2 separate regions of the Mus musculus genome follow, and region 2 is linked to region 1. A link is a loop called in an ENCODE intact Hi-C map of the cell type or tissue named here. Cell type or tissue: left cerebral cortex. All regions are shown on one strand.

Evidence for each region. Peaks named below come from ENCODE experiments on the same cell type or tissue, not always from the same donor. Only the 100,000 strongest peaks of a DNase experiment are listed, where the experiment ranks them.
Region 2: a loop joins it to region 1, with 3 times the contacts of the local background. A loop is called at or near these places in 3 of 42 quality-filtered maps.

Annotation. Positions count from the first base shown.
Region 1 is chr13:70,580,432-70,585,431 of GRCm38, forward strand. No RefSeq gene overlaps it. Among named protein-coding and RNA genes, the nearest start is that of Gm36267, 8.6 kb to the left of the region's middle. In left cerebral cortex, CTCF peaks have their summits at 1,301 and 2,313 (motif pointing left); DNase peaks (open chromatin) are centred at 887, 1,236, 2,286 and 4,281.
Region 2 is chr13:69,822,313-69,827,312 of GRCm38, forward strand. No RefSeq gene overlaps it. Among named protein-coding and RNA genes, the nearest start is that of Med10, 15 kb to the left of the region's middle. In left cerebral cortex, no CTCF peak of the experiment used is centred here; a DNase peak (open chromatin) is centred at 1,896.

The DNA.
Region 1 (5,000 bases):
CTCCCTCTGTGGTCACCCCTTCCCTGTCCTTTCTCACCTCTAAGAAACTCCTTTACTTTCTGCCAGTTCACCTATGCAGGGCACAATTACCATCTGGTACTCAGTGTTGCATGGAATCTCGGTGGGAATCCCTCCTCCTCTGCCTGTCAGTCCTGCTGTCAACCATGTTGTTCATACCACCACATGGCCATGTTAACTGTGCACATTCAGACTCAGGGTAAGAGATGAGGCCCAACGTGTTAGCTGAGGAGCCTCTCCATCACCAGGTCTGCTGTGCAGAACAGAAGGGGCAGTGCTAGTCCATTTTCAGGCCACTCCTCCATCACAGCGGGAGAAAAATGAAGTGTTGACATGATTTCTACGCAATCTGTATTGAAGGATCTGTAAGTGTTAAGATGAATGCAGATGGCTATTATTTACCTATCTATCTCTTTAGCAGTGCTGAGGACATGCCCTGGGCCTTGTGAATGAATGCCAGGCCAATCTCCACCAATGAGTCACGTTGCTAGAAAAGTAAGACTAAATTTAAAAAATGTATCATTTCTACAAACTCTATTATCCACATTCAACTTCAAATAATTCAAACAATAAAAATCTCCACCTTGATTTCTAATTTGAAACTAATTACTGAGAAGAAATAATTATCTCAGATGACTAGACATTGTTATTTAACTATTGCTTGGGATCTTGTGAGTGAATCTTTGATTGACTAAATCTGTGTGAGACTGAGTTAATTTAGAAGCAACGTGCTGACTCACTTCTGAAATTACACAGGGATCCTGCGAGATGAGGTATCATCTATTTTGAGATGGAAGTCATCTTCTGTAGGGGAAGGACACACCTCAGGAGTGGCACACATGGTGGGGTTCTGAGCAGAATGCATCAAAAGGGTGATTTCTGTATTGACAGACAGACATTGTCTGTGTCCCGTCTCTCACTCCTCTAGCTCATATGCTACAGTGATGTTTCACACAGCTGGGCTGTGTGCAGGACCTAAGACAAGCAAACAGACCATGCTCTTGTCTTTATGGAACCAATTTGCTTCCTGTGGTCAGCCCAAATCCACTTACCTGGGCAGAATAAATAGCATCTTTCTGTCTCCAGAAGATGGAGGAGCCAGCTGCCAAGCAAGCCACAAGCCTCTCCACACCTGTTCGCCTAGCCTTGTTCAGTTACCTGAAATGCCCAGATGTGGGCCCTGGAAACACATCTTGCCTTTGGTGAACAGGTTGTGAGGCCCAGAAAGCGAGCTCTGCAGCAAGTGCCTTTTAAGAGACTCTGCTGCCACCAAGTTGTAGTCTGCTCACGCCTCAGGCTCTAGAAGCAGGTGTAGGACAACAATCTGCCCTGAGGAAGACAGAGGGGTTGTATTACTTGGTTAGAAGAGAGTTTGCATTCTCTCTCCTGCAGCGAAGTTGAGAGGGTCATTGAACTACAGCCTGAAGCAACTTCAATAGTTAATGAGGTGTGCTGTGATACTCTGTATGAACCGGACCCTGGCTCACCCTCACTCACAGTCAACAGACACAAACCAAAGTTAAGGCAAAGCAAAGCAACCTAAACTTTCCCATTCTGGTAGGATACTTGCTAGTTCTGTGAGATGCCACAATGTCAGACTCTCCCTGTGCAATGGGACAATGACTATTCCTTCAGGACTTTGTATTCCTTCTGAGTGTTAAGGCTCACACGATGTTTTGAATGACAATTATTAAAGACTATTGACAGCCTTGTGAGGCAGCTCATACCCTTAGTCCGCTGAGGAGGCACAGAAGGAATGAGTAGGAGACCAACCTGGACTACACAGTGACTTCAAGCACAGCCTGGGCTACAGAGTGGGACTATGTCTCAAAAACTATTGTGGTTGACCTGTCTTGCTACGACTTTGCTACATACGAGCATGAGGTCAGAGGCCTGTCTCCAACTCATTCTGCACCTGAACCATCCAAGCCACTGTCTGTGAGAATTCCAAGGAAGCCACACTGTAACCATGCTTAAAGAGACATCTAAAGTCTCAATGCTACCTCTGAGGTCCCTCCCTGGATCCTTAGAGGCCTGGTCATATCTGCTTTACTTCTGAAGAAATTCTTCACATCATCTACACCTGGCCACAGCAGTGGACTCTTTCCTAACATGGGAAAGGCTCTGGGTTTGACCCCCAACACAGCAAACAGATGCATAAGAGATAGGGGAAGGAGGACGACAATGGAGGTAGATTGTCTGAAGGACCTTTTGTTTCCTAATGTGTTCTCAGTGGTGGCCTCCAGACCAAGGTGCAGAGTGCCCCCTGCTGGGAAGTCTAGGTTGCCAAGGCAGATTTTCCACTAAAAAGGCTTGTAGGAACTACCAATAACAATGCAAAACTAAAGAAAATAAAAGCCTTGGGTGGCCAGGCACCGGGATCTCTGTCTTGAGGGTTCTGTCTACACAAAGTCTTTATATGTCTACACAAAGTCCTTTCTGTGCAAGAGCTCAGCCATACTGTAGAGTTTGAATGAACAGGACATGACGTAGAACTTGTGAAAAACTGAAATACTGCCAGATGGATTGGTTTTTTTTTTTTTGCTTTTGTTTTTGTTTTCTTGAGTGCCTTTAAAGGAGGTATACTTTTAAAGGGGGTACGCATTTAAAGGGGATAGGCTTTTAAGAGGGTGTGCCTTTAAAGGGTGTGTGCCTTTACAGGGATGTGCCTTTAAAGGGGGATACACATGTAAAGAGCTGGAGGAAACGTGAAAGAGGGATTGCTTTCTGGATTTTTATCTTGCTTAATTTCCCATGCCTCACCAAGGTTCCTCTTTAAAAGTGAGTTGCCAGACTTAAGTTTAGGGGTTGCATTGCAGGTGTTATCAACTGAGGGAACAGTTGTCTAGTTGGACCAAGGCCCACTCAATAGGTAGGAATCCATCCATGCCTGGCTCTGTGCAGCTAGCCAACCCATAGCTGGAGAGGCCAGAGCTGAGAGGAGAGCCACTATTGCTGCTTCCTAAGCCAACATGTCTTTTATCTGTTCTGCATCTGTCCAGGTGAGTGACACTCTCACCGTTAATTAAGGAAGTAACGGAGACTCTTAGAGAGGCGCACACCAGTTAAAATGCAGAGAATAAGGCACTGTGTGTTGGGGGTGGTGAAGGAGAGGGAGGCTGCAAGTGCTATATAAAATCCTAAAAGGGATAATAAAACTTAAAGTTACACAAAATCATAGCAAGACCCAGAAATTTTATTTTTCTCATTATCAAACAAGTGTCACAAACAGAGAAATATGACTCTGGACCATGGCTGATGTGATGAGGGTTGAACTCCATTCTCTACAAATGCAAAACGAAAGGGCCAGGAAGGAGGGCCCTATAGGTTTCCTTAGTAGATTTATGACATGCCTGTTGGGCACATTCTGAGTGGATACTGTTTGCTTAAGCCACACTTCACCATCTCTATTCTGCAGTGGATACACAGCAACCACCTCAGAGGTGGCTCTGCAGCCAGCATCAAACACTTGCTTCTTCTGCAAACTTGCCTCCTAGCATCTCATAAGGAATGTGTTTGCATTTCAAAGTACCAGCAGCTGGACCCAATTCTAATTTGAGGGTTTGCTTACTATTTTAGATTTAATTTTTAAGGTATCCCCATGTATGAGAAAGTGTGGCGTGAGTGTAAACTGTACAATGTTTGGGATAAGTCAGACACATACCCTGTCATCATTGGTAGTCAGTTACGTGCTGAGCAGCAGCACCCCACAGACTCTCCTCTCTGCCCATCATCACTTTACTCTCAGCTTATATAAGCAGCTTTTCTATGCCCCACAGGACATCATGGAACTTGGTTTTTCTGCACCTAAGTTCACTTAACACAACATCCAGTTTTATCCAGTCACAGCAACACGATTCTTTGAGCATACATCCTATTCTCTCATATGCATATAGTTTCTTTGCACATCAGCTGATCAGCTGGTGGATGCTTGGGCTTGTTTGTAGCTCCTGGTCACCGTAAATGGAACTGTGGACCAGAGGGTGCAGCTGTCTTTGCAATAGGCTGATTCCATTTTTATTTGGGGGAGGGGGGGCATATTCCCCAGGAATGGTCTCAAGCTTTAAGAACATCCTTACCGGAATGTTGATTTCAAGCCACACTCATTACCCTATCATCCGGTTTCACTGGCAATAGACACATATATTGGGATGGAGTGAGAGACAGCTTCCTTTGACTTTGACCTACATTTTTCTGGCGATTAGTAGTGACCATTTTATCGTGTATCTATCAGACATTCCCACACCTTCTGAGAGACATCTGTTTGGGCGGCTTGCCCATTTTTAATGGGTGTAATGATTAATCTTGATTGTCCATTTGATGGGATTCAGAGTCACCATGGAGACCGATCTCTAGGCGTGTCTATGTGGGATATAGATTAATGAGGTCAGCTGAGATGCTAAGACCCACTCTATGTACGGTTGGCACCATTTCCATGAGCTGGGGGCTCAGAATGAATAAGGAGTTATGAGCTAATCATATGCCTTCAGCAACCTTTGCTTACTGGTTGTGCATGCAATGTGGCCAGATACTTCACCCTCCTGCCGCTATGCCTTCCCCACCACAGTGGACGGTGCCCCTTTGGATTGCCGTAGAAATATCCCCCCTCTCCCAAGTTGCTTCATATCTAGTGTTTATCTTAGCAACGAGAAAAGAAACTCTTTACTTGGATGCCACCTTCTTACTTCCTTGCATGCTCTTCATATTTAGCCGGGATTGATGCACTTGTAGGTGAGGCCTTCCATTCTGTAGGTCATTTCTTCAGGCTGTGTCATTGCTACATAGTTGACTTTGATGTGATCCCTATTATAAGTTATTGTGTTTTGCTTGCCTATGTTTTTGAGATCTGATAAGAAAAAAAAAAGCCAGCAATCTCCCCAAAACCCATCTATTCCAGTGTCCTGAAGTGTTTTCTAGTTTTCATTGACTAGTTTGTTTTATGATTTTCCATCTGTTTTATTTTTCTAACTAGTAAACATAAA
Region 2 (5,000 bases), 760 kb before region 1:
CTGCCACATTGTTGGTCTTCTCAGGTTCAGCTGAGCCCCTTCTCCATCCCTTCTGTGTGCAGGTGCCTCCTCAGCACTTGGTCCTCTTGCTTCTGCCCCAGTTGTGCATTGGTCCTTTTGCTCCTGCAGTTGATTCCTGGGGATTTCCCGATCATCTCACTTCCTGATGCCTCCCTCCCTCCCTGACCAGCAGTTAAGGTGGCTTCGTACTGTGTGAGGACAGGAGGACTCCTCTGCAGGGAGCCATGTCCAGGTCTGAGGTGTGTTTGGGGATGGTACTCTCAACCTGACTTGGGCAAAGGCTGTTTATGACAGATTCAGGAGCAGTGTCTGTGAAGGTTTGGGGGAGTGAAAAGCTTCATGCGGGGGCTTGAGGAGAAACACAGTGGGGGTCAACAGGCCTGAGGACTGGAATGCCGAATGCCTAGTCTGTGCTGTGGCTGGTCCGTCTCACAAGGTTGACGGGAGATTTCAGGGCAAGCTGCCTAGCACGATAGTTTATGTCTCAGTGAATGAGGTAGAGAACAGTCAGAGAAGACTCCCCATGCCAGCCTCAGTCTCCACACAATCAACATACGTGGACATCAACCTGCACACTCATGCACCTATACACATGTGAGCATGCGTGCGCGCATGTGCACACATGCACGCGCGTGCGAACACACACACACACACACACACACACACACACACACACACACACATGTACAACACACATACACACATGGAAATGAAAAGAAACACAGCAGGTGCCCAGCCTAGGGTCTTCCACATGCATTGTGTTCACGCAGCAGCCCATGGCTCACGGAGTGCAAGGGAGGGCAGAGGTATTCTGTCCTCCAGGCCTCCTCCTGGTAGCAGAAACAGACAGACTTTGGCCAGTCTCTACCTTTCCAGGCTGCCTTCACCTTTGTTTGTGCCAATCATAGCCCTAAGTCAGGAGCACAGATGCTGCCCGAGGCAAGGTACAATCAGACAGAAAGCAAGCAGGGTGTGGGCCTTCTGAGTCTGGGGCAGGGGAATACCTTGGAGGTATAACATTGCAAAGAGCTTCCTGACTCCTTGGGCTGGTGAGTGGGGAAAGCCAGAGGCTAGCCCACAGTGTTTCAGTGGGCTTTCCAGAGTTGGACCTGGTAAACTTCCCTCTCTTTTCTTCAGCCACTGTGTCTTGCTGAACACCCTTCCTTGCTGTTTGAAGTGTCTTCTTCCTCTTCCTTAGGGATGGACTCTGGCTGTATAACCCCCTGTCCACTCCACCCCTGTCAGCATCTGCAGTCTCACACTGTCTCATGCCTTCTCTCTAAGCTCTTTTGTCTATGTCCTTTTCCTCTCCCAACCTCTTTTGTGTGCCCTTTCCAGAGACCTCCTGGGGACTAAAAATGGAGGAGACTCTCCCTTCCACCCTCCCTCCTCACCCCATTGCTCCACCCTTAACCCCCTCCCCCAAGTACTAGGGGAGATATATATCTTAAGGTGGGCCGTGGGCAAGCAGTTCGTGCGGTGCTGTTTATTAATCCGTGGTTATGCAGGTAGGAGCATCAATGTCCCAAAGAGACATTAACGCAGCATCCACCCCTTCCATCCAAAGCAGCAGCTGGGGCCCAGAGTGGAACTGAGTTATAATACAGAGGCACAAAGCAAGACGCAGGGTGACTTCTGTGTCCACTGCTGTCTGGCTGCTCTGTGTCGGGAGCATGAGCGAAGGCGGAAGGCTACTGTTCCGACGTGCACCCTACCCTGCTGTGAAAGCTAATTGCGTTGCAGGAGTAAACGGCGACTGGCTGTTCTCACCGCTCTTATTAATAACCATTTATTAGCTGTCCACAGTAAGCAGCCAAGGTCTGAGTCAGCACATGGAGCTGAGCCTCCTATTTATCCAGCACGGTTTTCAGGGCATCGATCTGAGCCTGTTTTTTATTGTTCCTCTTGTTGAGTTTATGTAGACCAGTGTTTGTACAAATGCTATTTATACACCAGGCAGAGACAGATTGCGCTGAAGAGAATTCCGTTCCACACGTCCTCTTTGCACGTGAAGGGCATTCAGGACGCAGTGTTCCAGACCCCAGACCCATTCTTCCCTCACTATGCGTGCCTCCAGGAGACCAGCAGTGCTGGAGGCATCCTTCCAGGTTCCTGTTGATGAGCACACAGAAGGAACAGTGTTATGCTCAGCAGTCAGCACTTTTTCACTTCCGATGTCTTTAGAATAAATAAGACAGATTCAGGTGTCCAGCCATACCTGGGGTTTAGTCTTCCTCACAGAGCCTCTGGCTTTGCTTTGGGAAACAGTGCTGAGGGTCATCTTCTCCCAGTGTGTGTGTGTGTGTGTGTGTGGTGGTGTGTGTGTGGTGGGTGGTGTGTGTGTGTGTGGTGTGTAGTGTGTATGTGTGTGTGTGTGGTGTGTATGTGTATGTGTGGTGTGTGTGGTGTGTATGTGTATGTGTGGTGTGTGTGTATGTGTGTGTGTGTGTGTGCTGTGTGTGTATTTGTGTAAGTGGTGTGTGTCTGTGTGGTATGTGTGTTTGTGTGTGCGTGTGTCTGTGGTGTGATGTGTATGTGCGTGTGGTGTGTATGTGTTTGTGCATGTGGTGTGTGTGTCTGTGTGGTATGTGTGTTTGTGTGTGTGTATGGTGTGTATGTGTGTGTTATGTGTATGTGTTTTATGTGTGTGTGTGTGTATGTGTGTGTGTGCATGTGTGTGTATCAGAACACATACAACCTTGGCTGTCATCTGATTCCTCAGGGACGTTTACTTTGTTTTTTTAGATCACTGGCCTAGAACTTTCCAAGCAGTCTAGACTGTGCTTCTGTGGTATCTGAAGGTCTTTGCTGGGCCAGGCCTTCTTCCTCTGGGCACCTCACATTTATTAAGTGGCACAAACTTCATCATACTTCAGAATAGGCTGATTTTTACAGAAACGCAGATACTTTGTAATTCAGATCTGAAATTCAAGCTCACGAGGCCAATGGGCAGCACCCAGGAAATGCGGCCATGAGATGTTATGCTATCGTTGGGATTGACTCGACAGCCATCATAAGCTCCTATGTGCATGCCATTGGCTGAGGGATGCTTTTCCCTGCTACACATACCCAGCTTCCCAGAATGAGATCCACATTGGTGTCATGGACTCCCCAAGGCCCTAATGAAAAACTGCTCTGGAAGTTGCCAAGGTGACATGGTTTCCTTGGCTAAACCCCAGGAATCATCCATTCTACACATATATCACCAGTCCAGGGTTTGGAGAAAACCTTGGGACTATGCTGACTGATTGGCTGGCCCCACGACTATGTGACCTTAGGCAGGGAAGAGAGTCCTGGCTTCATCTGATACTTGCACATGTAGAAGCCGACACTACTGTCTCCTCTTGCTGCACTGGTGGCCCTGTTATCTGCAACACTGCCCTGCTTCTCTGAAGGTAGAGCAGAGAGTATCTGCTTCTGTGAGGAGAGTGACAGCTCAGGCATCGTCTGTGGTCAAGACTCTCTGGGAGGGCATGGCATAACCCTGAGCCCACCAACTCAAGTGATTGACAGACGTTAATGAGCACAGTGCTGAGTGTTTGCTGAGTCTGTGCGACTTTGGGAAGGAAGCCCTTGATATTTACCGGGGAATGCCCTCTCATTAATCCTGTGAAATGAAACCTGGCTGAGGCAGCACAGAGGGAGCCCGCTCTCAGTTCCCTTTGGACCAGTGTTTACTTCTGATCTCACATGCTCCCTGTCCACCCTGGCTGCTGTTATCAGAATTCCAGCCACAAAAGGGAAAATACTTCGTTCTGGGCAACCAAATCTCAAACATGGAGAGCATTGTTTCTGAAGCGTGGTGGCTGCTTCTCACAGTGGGGGATATTATTGTTAGAATACATTTTGTGACCATAAAAATGTCGTTTATTATTAAATAGTTTGCAAGAGTATTTTACAGCAGAGAGTTGGTTTCCACATTCGTTGGTTCATGGATTTGGTGTGTATAATGAGTTTGAAGCTGCGTGTATGGCCAGTATCCCACACGTAGCTGTGACATGTGTAAGAAAAATATATTTTCTTTCTCCTACTACTTAAAGCAGAAAGGTTAAGACCGTGACTTACAGATTAGAGATGAATGTTAGCGTGACAGGCTCTCCTTCATACTTTCCTACAGTGTTGCTGTGTTTAACTCTGTCCAATGTTTTCACATATATATTTTCTGCTTCCTGTTTCTCACATCATTTTGTGCATTGATAACTAATTAATAATACAGTCATATAAAGTATGCATGCCAGACAGATGAAGGTTCACGAGCTATCTATAGGGTCTGGGCTACATAAGCCACTGAAAGTCTGAGTTATCCCTTGGCATAAAGCAGACTGTACCTTTGAGGTCCTGCGACTGTTTTCTGGCCTTTCACTCCTTCACTGTGGGGTGGCTACTGAGACCTGCCCTTTGTATGTAACACTTGGGATTCAAATTCACCAGTGTCCTTCACCTCCAGGAGATGAGCTCTGAAGATTCCCACAATGCCAGCTACCAGGGAAGGGGTCCACTTGCCCAGTCCCCTTTCTCTGGCTGCCTATCTGGTGAATCTGTTGTTTTGGATAAATCTCATGAGTGAGTGTTCAAAAGCAAAGGAATTCCTTAGTCTTGGTGCTGATCATGTATGTGGCTTTCTGACTCTGGGAGGATCTTGTTGGAGGACCTTATGACAAGGTGGCTGCCTTATATGTTAGCTCCTAGATGCAAGGTTAGAGAAACTCAGCAAAGAGCTTCCACCAAAGACAAGCTAGCCCTAAGAGGAAATGAGGGGTGCATATAGCTACAGGAACGTGAAGTGTCGGAGGAGGCTTAAATCCAAAAGCATGGGTACTTTCATTTTATAAGAAACTTAGAGCTTGGTTCTCTTGAGCTCATCAGCAGGCCTGGGCTGAGGTCTCAGACAGCTAGACCCTAGCCCTCAGGTTTCCCCATAGCACCACTCTGGTCTCTTTTCCAGAGGAGGGAGAAACTTTGTGCTCCTGGCATTTGGG